4 separate regions of the Mus musculus genome follow, and regions 1, 2 and 4 are each linked to region 3. Evidence: chromatin contacts called from ENCODE Hi-C or POLR2A ChIA-PET data. All regions are on one chromosome and are shown on one strand. Each heading gives the region's core, a stretch centred on a gene start or an enhancer-like site at or near the end of the contact. The rest is flanking DNA. Distances are from core to core; before and after follow the strand shown. Region 1 holds the start of Orai3 (ORAI calcium release-activated calcium modulator 3). Region 2 holds the start of Hsd3b7 (hydroxy-delta-5-steroid dehydrogenase, 3 beta- and steroid delta-isomerase 7). Region 3 holds the start of Vkorc1 (vitamin K epoxide reductase complex, subunit 1). Region 4 holds the start of Fus (fused in sarcoma).

Region 1 (2,700 bases), core at 4-2,503, 130 kb after region 3:
ACTCCACACCCATACCCTGCGGAGCATCCTTGTCTAAACAGCAGCTTCCATGTAGTCTAGATAGCACACTGTTCTAGAAGAGCCTCCTTTGCTAAGCGGAGCTTGTTCTAACACACCTAGTTCTAGGGGGTCTCCATAAGAATCCCACATCCTCCTGGACAAAAGCTTGGCAGACCACAGAGACAGCACCTTCTATGATGTCACAACTTCCTAAAGATGGCAACTGGAGTGGATGTCGACTTGGGGCCGCACAGCTGGCCCTAAGTAGGGAGGAACCAGGACACATCTGCAGGCCACACTCTGGAATCTTCAGTTCCACTTCCCGGGGCCACTGCTGGGACCGTTAGCTGACATTATCCTCCCACACCTGCAGTTTATCAGACTTATCTGCTAGCTCCCTGATCAGCTTCCTTCCCCAGCAGCTTCCTCATGGTTTCTTAGTTTTCCCGGCAATTCTCTGTGCCTTCTGAGAGGTGGGCCCTTCAGTCAAATGACTCTCACATACACTATCCCCCTTCCCCGATCTGGTTGATATAGGCTCTCATTCAGCTTTGACTGCCTTTCAACTCTCGAGGACTTGGTAACTAAGCCACTTCAGACTTTCCCCCCACCAGTCTGCATCTGCTGACCTCTTTACTCCCTTCTTCCACGGCATTTCTGGGACCGATCTTCAGTCTGTTTATATTCCTAGAGCTGTGCCCGACATAAAGGGTTTTTCCAGTCCCTTGGGACTTAGCTCCTTCTTTTATCCTAAAGAAACCCTTTTATTCAGTCCAGTACTGGGGACCCATTTTCTTGACTTCTCCCACCACGTGCTTTACCCACCCCGTGTACCCCCTCCCACCCCTCACCATGGCGAAGCCCGACAGCAGAGCAGATGTGCGGCTGGAGGCTTTGAGCTTAGCCCGGCTGAGGTAGAGGCGGCGCCAGCTGAGCGCCCGCAGAGAGTGCTGACTGGCCCCCATAAGGTCCAGGTAGCCGCGGTGCACGAACTCCCGGTACGTGGCTGAGCCCGCGGGGCTGTCCACCTCCGGGTTCAGCGGGGCCTGTTCGCCCGTGTCCCCCTCGCCGCCCTTCATCCTGAGAGCAGTTACACCACAAGCGCAGATGGTCAAGGAGGGGCCGAGGCGCCTTGTATCCCCAAGAAGGGACGGCCCAAGCGCGGGTGGGACCCCATCCTGGGTGGCAAGGCAGACCCAGCGGGAACAGTTACGGACGCGTCTAGAAGGCCCAGGGGCCGAAACAGGAACTGGGGCAGGGGCGGAGCCCGGTGACCACATGATTGGGTGGAGCCGTGAGACGAACCCCTGCAGTCTGCCCACGGGCAGAGATCTCAAGGGACCCTCTAACCCAGGCCACGACGTGAATGCTCAGCCTCAGCTTTTGCTGGGACTTTGCTGGCCTCAGACCACCCAGTGTATGTACCTGGACATTCACAGGTGTCCAGACTTCCACACTCCTCTTTGAGCAGTCATCTCAGGAAAATTAAGCCCATTTTCCTCCCAGAGACCAAAGGAGCCCCTTCCACCATCCCTACCCACCACTCAGACTCGACACCGCAGACAGACACAAAAAGTCAGCGGCCCCGGCTAGATTCTGAGTTTTATAGCAAACCTTATTGTACAGACTTGTGGGGTTAGGGGTCCAGCCCGGCTGGGTGCCCCACTTGTCCCTCGCCGGGGTGCCTCCTCCCCTCCCGCAAGCGGCCCCACCGTCAAGCCTTTCTCCAACCCCAGGCCCCCCCTCCTGCCTTTGGTCCGCCCAGCCCCCGCCCCCAACCCGCGCACCTTCCTGTTACCTGAGGTATGTGGATAGATTCCCCTCCCCCCACCCCCATGTAGTACAATCCAGTTCCCCCTGGCCTAAGTTGAGTGGGACCTAGACCTGACTCCTCCCTCAGGCTCTTGAGACCCCACCCCCACACTGGAAGAAGGAAAGGGGTGGGAAGAGGGGAGGTGCCAAGAGTCTGTTACTAAGTTCCCACAGCAACTAAGAGGGACCGTTTCCAGTCTTAGCACTGATTTCCGGAGGTGTCCATTGGCTGCTATTTCCATGGCAACCAGGAGTGGCAGTTCCCTGGGCAAATGGGACACGAGTTTCCATGACGATGAAAGAATGGGAAGAGCCAAACTGGAGGAGTCCCATCTTGCCCATCTTTAAGCTGACATTTCCCCACCCCAACTCAAGTGAAGGGTGGAGCTGTTCAAGACAGTAATGCAAGAGAGCTAGGGGTGGGACAGTCCAAACTGGGTACCCATAGCCCAGTCTCGGTCAAGCTGGTCCCCTCACATCACACTCCCCCAAGTCCGAGATTCCCCCGGTTCAAGTAACACTTCAGTACAGATGAATGTTCAAGTATTGTGTAGAGAGCCAGGCAGGGGTCTGGGCTACCCCTCACCACTCCCCTGGGCCACCGAGCTTAACAGCAGGTAGACCCGCGGCCCCTACTCCTTGCAATAGCTGCCATTTTCAGTGACGTTCAAGGAGTCAAGGTCGGGGAAAACTGAAATCTGGGTAGAGGGAAGGGGAGAGAGGCAACCCTACGCAGAGGGTACTATCCCCACATCTGCTCCTCTCCCAGCCCCCAGTCCTGGCATTACCTGGCTTGTAGCGCCCCCTGTCTTGACACTCGGATCCCCAATTGCTCCTCTGTTTTCCCTTTTTGGCCCCCCATCCCACCCAACTGGTCTTTGTTCCCTG
Region 2 (2,700 bases), core at 36-2,535, 95 kb after region 3:
TCGTGTAGACCAGGTACTGAGTGCCAGTCTGCACACAAGCATCAATCACATTCTGTGTGCCTATGGAGGAAAGGGACAGACGCAAGCTGTGTCTTCCCGCCTCTCACTCCTTCTGCCCCCCCCCCCCCCCCAGTGTCCAAGGAGAACCGCATCAGGTCAGGACAGGGTTCGACAGCAGTAAATGGACAAGGTTATCAAAAAGGACAGGCCCTCCCATAAAAATCACTGGTCAGAGGCAGGCCACACACTAGGGGCCAACAGGTAGGTAGCAGCTCACCCTGCACGTTGACTTTGTGGATGGTCTTTGGACTGGCCTTCCCAAACACATCCACCAACCCAGCTGTATGGATGACCACATGTGATCCAGACATGGCTGCTGCCACCTCATGGGCCTGAGTCACATCCCCCTGGATGGCAGTCACCTGCACAGGCCCTGGTGGAGACCCGAGGCAGTGTCAGAGCTGGGGCCTTAGCCAGCTGCTGAGTTTGGCCTGTCCACACCCTGGAAGCCACATGAACCAATGACTCACCCGGCCCCTCTGTCTGGTGGAGAACAAACAGGAATCATCTTTTCCATAAGCTGAGGTATCCCAGTCTGGGAAGGGATGGGGCCTCCCTACCTCCTGCTACTGCCCCACTCCAGTCACCTGCTTTCAGCTCCTCCAGCCAAGAACTCAGGTGCAGGTCAAAGACACGCAGCTCCCGGAGCCTGGGCTCCCGTTCCAGCAGCATCCGAACAATATGTTCCCCCAGGAAGCCGCAGCCACCTGTGACCAGGTATACCAGTGTTGGCACCTGTGCAGAGTCTGCCATGCCCAGCTGTGGGAAGAGAATTTAGCTCACTAGAATTGCCTGGTAGCACCTGCTCCAACCATGTGTTCTTCATAGAAGGGATCATTAGGTGGGAGCAGTGTGGGTGGAGAGGCTGAGTAGCAGGGGTGGGTTGCAGTTTTCTGTGCCTGTAGCACTAAGGCTCCCTGCCCTCTGACCCTAACTGCTGAGTCACTAGAATTGGATGCAGAATGGGAGGGATTGAGGCGGGTGGGGGGAAAAAAAAAAAAAAAAAAAAAGACTAGATTACTAAAGGACAGGCAGAGAAAGCAAGGAGTTGAATAGGGAGGTTGGAAGGGCGCAGGCTAAAAGGCAGGCCAGCTGGGCCTCAGTATCAGCTCTGCCTACCTGTAGTAAGTCCCAGGGCGCACAAACTGGCCACTGGAGGAGGTTGTGTCCTGGACTGGTGGACCAGCTAGATGTACATAGGCTTCCTTCCTTCCGCTCGCTCCTCCCTCCTGACCCATTCCAGGAAGGAGACCAGCCTAGCCTCCACCCCTAGGGGCGGGCAAGGGGGTTTGGAGGGAATTTTCTTGCCAGAGTGCCCCCTGGTGGCCAGTCCACTCTTCAGTGGCAGGCAAAGGACAGAACCTGCCCATTTGGTAGTGTATTTCAGGATAATAGGGTAGGGAAGGGATGCCCCCATCACTGATATGTTTGTCCCTCCTGCTGGGTCTCCCAGTAGGCTGAAGGCCCAGCACCAGCTATGGTTCTGGGAGGGAGAGCAGGGTAAACCTGATCTTGACATAATTCTGGCTAGCATCCATAGTGAGACAGATCTGGCATGTTTGTTGTATCTAGGTGGTTGGTCCAAAGCAGCACTGCGGTCTGCAGGTTGATTCACCCCAAACTCAAAGCCACCCATTCCCCCTCTCTCCTGCTTCACCCACTGTGGCAACTTGCATCCCAGTCTGCTCTTCCCAAAGATACTGACCAAGCATTTTTGTACAATAAAGTTTAATCACAATTATAAAAATGTGGTGTTGGGTTTCACTATTAACATTATGTACAATCCAGCCCAACAAGAAGGGCCTGCCCCCCACCATCCTGGCCCACTGAGCCAGAGCCCTGAGACACCAGGGTGGGAGGGTGACCCACAGGGTCTGGCAGGAACAGATGAGGCAGGGTTCCAGGCACAGAGTTCCCAGGACTAGGGGCCAAAGGCCCCCCCAGGGGGAGAACATGGCCACTGCCCCAGAGACCCCTAAACTGGGGCGGGGTGCACATAGGGCAGAAGGGGAAGTCCCCATTAACATGAAGCAAAGGGCTATGCAGCCCCCAAGAATAGCATCTATACAGGCTGGTACCCCAGGTTTCCACAGGAAACAGCTGCTGGCAGCTACAAAACATTTACAGCTTCTTCTTCGCAAAGAAAAAAAAATTAAGAGGGTGTTTGGGCATGGGGCATAGGGGAGGCAGCAGATGCCTCAAAGGACTGAGGCTCCCTTGTTGGCCTCAGTGCTCCCTATCCCACGTGAAGGTGGGGGCAGTGGGCCCTGCTGAGCCCAATAAGGCTGGGGTGCTGGGAGCTTAGGGCACCAAGGGGGAATAAATAGGGGTGAGGGCACCGGTCCTGCCCCACCTCAGTTGAGGGAGCCACGGCAACTTTCAGTGCCGCACAGACACGGAATCTTGTTGTCTTCTAGTGGGAACTTGTAGTCGTAGGTGATCTCCTCATCCACGCCGATGGGCTGCTTCGAGTAGATGACAATCTTTTTCTGAGACTCAATGGTGATCACCTTCGCATAGCAGTTGGGCTGCAGGAGGTGGGAGTGTAAGCCACAGCCCCACCTCACCCCTGCCCAGCCCAGCCCCGGCCCAGCCCTGAGCGCACCGTGCAGCAGTGGTTGATGAACCTGGCGAGGTTGC
Region 3 (2,700 bases), core at 78-2,577:
TCATGTGAGCATCAGTAAGACGTAAGGAAGACTGGGAATGTAAAATCTTCCCAAAACTTGGCTGTGAAGGGATTAGATTAAAGACAACTGGAGAGGGAGCTGGTGAAGAAACTCCAGGCAAATGGGAAGGGTGGAAAGGCAGACAGTACAGAACTGACAGGTCCTCAGTGGGGAGGGGGGGATATTTGTAAAGGGGAGATAATATAAGAGGGATTGTTGGGTTGATCCAGGCTCAGGTTTTGCCAAGAGTGCGCCACAGTGGTACAGAGGTCTGGGAAATCACAGGAAAGTATGGCCTAGATAAAGGAATTTATTGTGAGAGGGAGGGTGCCTCTGCCCACAAGGGGCGCTAGTGAGACACGAGGGATGGCTGGCGGTGATCTTGAAAGACAGGTTGTAGACAAATGGTATCTGAAATAATTTCGGGGAAAATGCTTCCAGAGTCGTATCCCTGCTTTCGCGGAATTCCATTCGTCTATTGACCCGTAGGTTCTAGACATACCAGATGCATAGACAGAACTTGTCATAAAAAATGTGCTAAGCCGGGCGTGGTGGCGCATGCCTTTAATCCCAGCACTCGGGAGGCAGAGGCAGGAGGATTTCTGAGTTCGAGGCCAACCTGGTCTTCTACAGAGTGAGTTCCAGGACAACCAGGGCTACACAGAGAAACCCTGTCTCACCTCCCCCCCCCCCCCAAATGAGCTAAACGGGAGATGGTTTAGCAGTTAAGAGCACTGACTGAACTTCCAGAGGTCCTTGAGTTCAATTCTCAGCAACCACACACGGTGGCTCACAATCATATGTAACCGGACCCAATGCCCTCTTCTGGTGTGTCTGAAGATAGCGACAGTGTGTTTGTGTTTGTGTGTGTGTGTGTGTGTGTGTGTGTTACCGTCCTGTTAATAGTAGCTTTACAGAGCCGGGCATGGTGGCACACGCCTTTAAATCCCAGCACTTGGGAGGCAGAGGCAGGCAGATTTCTGAGTTAGAGGCCAACCTGGTCTACAGAGTGAGTTCCAGGACAGCCAGGGCTGCACAGAGAAACCCTGTCCTTGAAAAACCAAACAAAACAAAACAAAGTAGCTTTACAGCACTACATACTCAAATTTCCCTTAATGTCTTGCAGCCTCTCCAACTACAATTCCCATCATGCCCGGCAGCTGCGTTATCAATGATTACCCACATTCCTAAATCCTGTTTACCAGCCCAGCATTCCTAGCTGTCATGCCTAAGAATAACCAATTGAATTGGAGAACGCCAGCGGAGGCCGACCAATCTTCCGGTAGGAGGGGCGTGGTGACAGCAGGCCCCGCCCTGCCCCGTGGCGATTCTTCCCTCCTGTCCCTGGGCTGTACTGTCGACATGGGCACCACCTGGAGGAGCCCTGGACTCGTGCGGCTTGCACTGTGCCTCGCTGGCTTAGCCCTCTCACTGTACGCACTGCACGTGAAGGCGGCGCGCGCCCGCGATGAAAATTACCGCGCGCTCTGCGATGTGGGCACGGCCATCAGCTGTTCCCGCGTCTTCTCCTCTCGGTGCGTGCAGACATGGAAAGCATGGGGCTCTTGAAGGCCAGGTTACCAGATAATTTTGGAGTCTGGGGTCGCAGTGTCCACAGAAAGGACACTTTGAGAGCGGCCTGGCTCCATGGGTTTTGGTGGGTAATCGGACGTGCACACTGGACCTCACAGAGATACTGGTGCTTGAACGCTTTCTGAGGATACTGTAAATACCAATGATGGGAAGACTGGAGGAGGCAGGGCAGTATATTGCATAGAGACTGAGGAAACTTGAGATGATACAAAGCGGGAGGAGGGGGTGGACTATTGGCTGTGCTGAGGGGACAAAGTGGCTCACTCTGTCCGGGTTGGAGGACCAAATGTTAGTGGGTGGTGAGGGAACTGTAGCTTTGTAGGCCCAAGCAAATAGATTTCCCAGTTGTGATCACCGTAAAGCGAAATCAAGCTGGGAAAAACTTTTAACCTTTCATTTATTTGTTTGTGAGGTGGCACATGCATGCCACTACATGCATGTGGAAGTCAAGAGAATAACGTTCGGGAGTTGAGTCTCTCCTTCTTTGTGGGCTGCGGGGGGATTCGATCCAGTTGACAGGCCTGGCAGCTGATACTTGTTTTTCCTGAGCCATCTCACCAACTCCTGAAAAATTATTGATAGTCTGTGATGACAGGCCACTAAGAGCCCCAGGACATGCCAGGTCAATGCCCTTTGGACTCTTAGTAGGTGGAGCTTCTTGCTAATCACTGTTCTACAAAAAAGCTCAAGAGGCACTTGGCCTACCCCACTTACCTGCTTCTTTCACTTCCACCAGGTGGGGCCGGGGCTTTGGGCTGGTGGAGCACATGCTAGGAGCGGACAGCGTCCTCAACCAATCCAACAGCATATTTGGTTGCCTGTTCTACACCTTACAGCTGTTGTTAGGTGAGTGAGTGGCTTTGCCCCTTCATGACCTGTCTTCTGAAATCCAGAGCAGCCCCACCTCGTGTCGTGTCGTGTCGGTGACCCAGACAATTGACACCCAGCTGCTAATTACTGAGCAATCTCATCACAAGGAGTCAAGAAAGCAGAACACTTAGCAGGAGGCTTATCCTACTTGGTTTAGGTAGCCAGAGGCTGAGGGCCCTCAAAGATTTCTCACAATCTCAGTTTTATGGCAAAGAATCAACTTCTTTCTTTTTGTTT
Region 4 (2,700 bases), core at 106-2,605, 72 kb before region 3:
TGTGTGCCACCAAACCTGGCTCAATCTTTAAAAAAAAAAAAAAAAAAAAAAAAAAACTCAAAATACAGATCATCCCTTAAGTTTAAAAATCCTTTTGACTTGTTGCAGGTCTTTCCAAGGCCTGCAACACACGTCACCACATTTTATATCTTCACAGCAGCTCTGTATACAGGAAAGGTGGTATCACCGGATGTCAAGATTAACTTTGACAGTCAGCGCTATTACACAGTTGAGTTCAAGCCCAAGGAAGCAGCTAGAAGAATGGGACTCTCCAACCCCCAAATGGCATGGTGCTCCCAAGGTTCCCGACGTGTGGCTCCAAATAACTGAGCTCCCGCCTACCATGCGCACCCAAAGCAGACAGCACTTTCAACAATCTGGGAAGCTGTAGCTCAGCAGCTCCCTGCAGGAAACCCAAGCTCTACCCCCGCACTGGGACAAAACTGACAGCGAGAGGGTGTGGCCTCGGAGAGCGACTCCTCTGATTTCCTTCCGGCCTTAGGAAAACTCAACTCTGAAGTGGGAAACTCAGGCCGGGGTCCCTGACTCCGTTGGTCATCCCCTGGCGGTCCTCCCAATCCCACGGACACGCAGGCCAGCCAGGAGCTTCCGCTCCCGCTGCGCGGCCACGGAGGCGGGAAGAGGTGGCCCCGCCCCTTCCCAAGGGACCCAGCGAGCAGGGCGAGGCCAGCACCGGACCACAAGTCTTCCGCCGAGGGTCTCGCGACAAAAAAAAAAAAAAAAAAAAAAAAAAGAAGAAGAAAGAAAGAAAGAAAGAAGAAGAAAGAAAAAAAGAAAAAAGTAAAAAAAACGGACCAACTCCTGGCGGGGGGGAGGGGGGCCGCGGCGAGAAGGGGGAGGGGCCAGAGGAGCGCGTGCGCGCACCAAGTGCCCGGATGCAGCACTGCGACAAAGCGAGGCCGGGAACGGAGGGAGGGGAGGGGGTGGGGCGAAGCTGCGGAGACCCAGAGCTCCCTCACCCCGGTCACCCCACGTCGCCAGGCAGCGTCTCTCTCAACACTCGACTCAAGTGACCGGGCCAGGAGAGAAAACCCACGGTCTCCGCGCCAAAGGCGCCAGGGGAGCCAAACAAAATGGCGACACCGCCCTCCCCTTCCCTCCACCCGCTGCTTCCCGCCAGAGGTGGGGGAGCCCACTCGCCCGCCACCGCAGGCCCAGCCGAAAGCCAAAAGCCTTGCTGCGAGGGAACGAGGCCTCGCAGGGACGCGCCGTCGCCGCCTCGCGCTCCCACATACCGTTTGAAGCCATGTCCGCGCACGCGCGCAGCGCAGGCCGCCAAGCAACAAAGTTCCAGACGACCGCGAAGCGATGCCGCGAGGACTGAGCGGCCCCGCCTCCCGCGCCCGCCTTAAGTACGCCTGCCGCCTACGCGCCACCGGGACGTACCAAGTGGAGAAGCGCGAGGGGGAGGCACGCCCAGGTCCCCACCCTTCCCCGGGGATACGGAGAGCTCAGGAAGACAAGAGGGAAAACGAACTCGCTTTATTCCCAAACACTCGCACGCGCTTTCTCCTTGCGGCCGGTGGCTCTCGTCCGTCGCCCGGGGCTCGCCTTCGACACACCTCTACCCCACTAGAGGCAGAATGGTACGACCCGGCCTCCCGCTAGGGGCGGTGCCAGGGCCCTGCGCCCGAGAGCGGAACTGTGTAGTCAAGGCCTGGAGTCTCCGGGTGTGGGAACCGAAATCCTTCCGACCGGCCCAGCGGCTGGGCCCCACTTTCACTGGGGAAGATGCAGCATACTTTCGCTTGCCCTGGCCTAGCAACTGAGTCGAACGCAGTGTCGCTCTGGTCCTCCACATTCTCTCCTGACAGACAGCACACTGATCAGTCTCGTTTTTCACTTAGGAATGCCTCGGCTTGCTGTTCTTTAGACCTTAACAAGGTTTATAGATTGTGACGTTTAACCTGGAAGAAGATGAGCTTTAGTCTGGACCCTATGGCCCTAAGGCTGGTTCAACAATAACACATATGTATACAACTTAAGAGGCTTCAAACCCACAATTACCCCCCCCCTTTTTTTTTTTAATTTGGCCTCTCAGTACCGCTCAGTTGATCTCGAATCCTTGATCCTATTTGCCTTAGCCCTGTGCATCCTGGAATTACAGTCGTCCTGGTTTTCCCCCATCATCATCTTGTAAAGAAATCTGAGGAATGTAGCTTAATGATAGAGCGATCGTTTAGCCTGTGCATGACCCTGCCTACCTCTCCAGTCCCGGAGCTAGGCAGAGGTGGAGGGGAGATGGATCTTATGAGAGCAGTGAGCGGCTAGACTAAGAATGTGAATGAGGTACGAGGCAGTTCAGGGTCAGACCTTCTGATCTTTAAAGTCTAAGCCTGGGGAACTACAAAATGCTTCTTGGTTACAGGAAATGATTGAAAGCATTTAAAGGCATGAACACTTTTTGTCAGTTCAAGGACAAAACGAAATTCAAGGGGGTTGGAGAGACAGCTGCTCTAGAGAAACCACAGGTTCAATTCCTAGTACCCGAATGTGGGCAAACAACCAACTGTAATTCCAATACCAGGGACTCTGGGATCACAGAGATCAGGTAATTCATTTTGCAATGAGTAGGTTAGGATGGGTCTGAGGGAATGACATTTCTACTGGGAGTTTACCAAGTGGATAAGAACAAAAATGACGGGTTGGAGAGAGGGCTCAGCGATTAAGAGCACTGAC

Evidence for each region. A loop is a pair of places that touch in the nucleus more often than their neighbours do. ChIA-PET counts read pairs that join two places held with the same protein, here RNA polymerase II (POLR2A).
Region 1: POLR2A ChIA-PET joins it to region 3 with 12 read pairs in Patski. The contact joins the promoter of Orai3 here to the promoter of Vkorc1 in region 3. POLR2A ChIA-PET finds 5 or more read pairs at or near these places in 3 of 5 experiments (Patski and embryonic stem cell).
Region 2: a loop to region 3 is called in a map of heart, with 2.3 times the contacts of the local background. The contact joins the promoter of Hsd3b7 here to the promoter of Vkorc1 in region 3. A Hi-C loop is called at or near these places in 3 of 37 maps with a recorded cell type or tissue (heart and left cerebral cortex). POLR2A ChIA-PET finds 5 or more read pairs at or near these places in 2 of 5 experiments (Patski and embryonic stem cell).
Region 4: POLR2A ChIA-PET joins it to region 3 with 19 read pairs in Patski. The contact joins the promoter of Fus here to the promoter of Vkorc1 in region 3. POLR2A ChIA-PET finds 5 or more read pairs at or near these places in 4 of 5 experiments (Patski and embryonic stem cell).

Annotation. Positions count from the first base shown.
Region 1 is chr7:127,768,368-127,771,067 of GRCm38, reverse strand. It overlaps Orai3 (ORAI calcium release-activated calcium modulator 3), which reads right to left and starts at 1,253. Exons shown (of 2, transcript NM_198424.3): 1 at 852-1,253. The coding sequence starts at 1,079. It overlaps Fbxl19 (F-box and leucine-rich repeat protein 19), which reads right to left. Exons shown (of 11, transcript NM_172748.2): 11 at 2,140-2,700.
Region 2 is chr7:127,799,194-127,801,893 of GRCm38, reverse strand. It overlaps Hsd3b7 (hydroxy-delta-5-steroid dehydrogenase, 3 beta- and steroid delta-isomerase 7), which reads right to left and starts at 1,285. Exons shown (of 7, transcript NM_133943.2): 1 at 1,180-1,285; 2 at 648-819; 3 at 278-433; 4 at 1-60. The coding sequence starts at 813. It overlaps Setd1a (SET domain containing 1A), which reads right to left. Exons shown (of 19, transcript NM_178029.3): 18 at 2,666-2,700; 19 at 1,772-2,588. The coding sequence ends at 2,415.
Region 3 is chr7:127,894,244-127,896,943 of GRCm38, reverse strand. Vkorc1 (vitamin K epoxide reductase complex, subunit 1) reads left to right here and starts at 1,327. Exons shown (of 3, transcript NM_178600.2): 1 at 1,327-1,535; 2 at 2,330-2,439. The coding sequence starts at 1,363.
Region 4 is chr7:127,966,134-127,968,833 of GRCm38, reverse strand. Fus (fused in sarcoma) reads right to left here and starts at 1,355. Exons shown (of 15, transcript NM_139149.2): 1 at 1,257-1,355. The coding sequence starts at 1,269.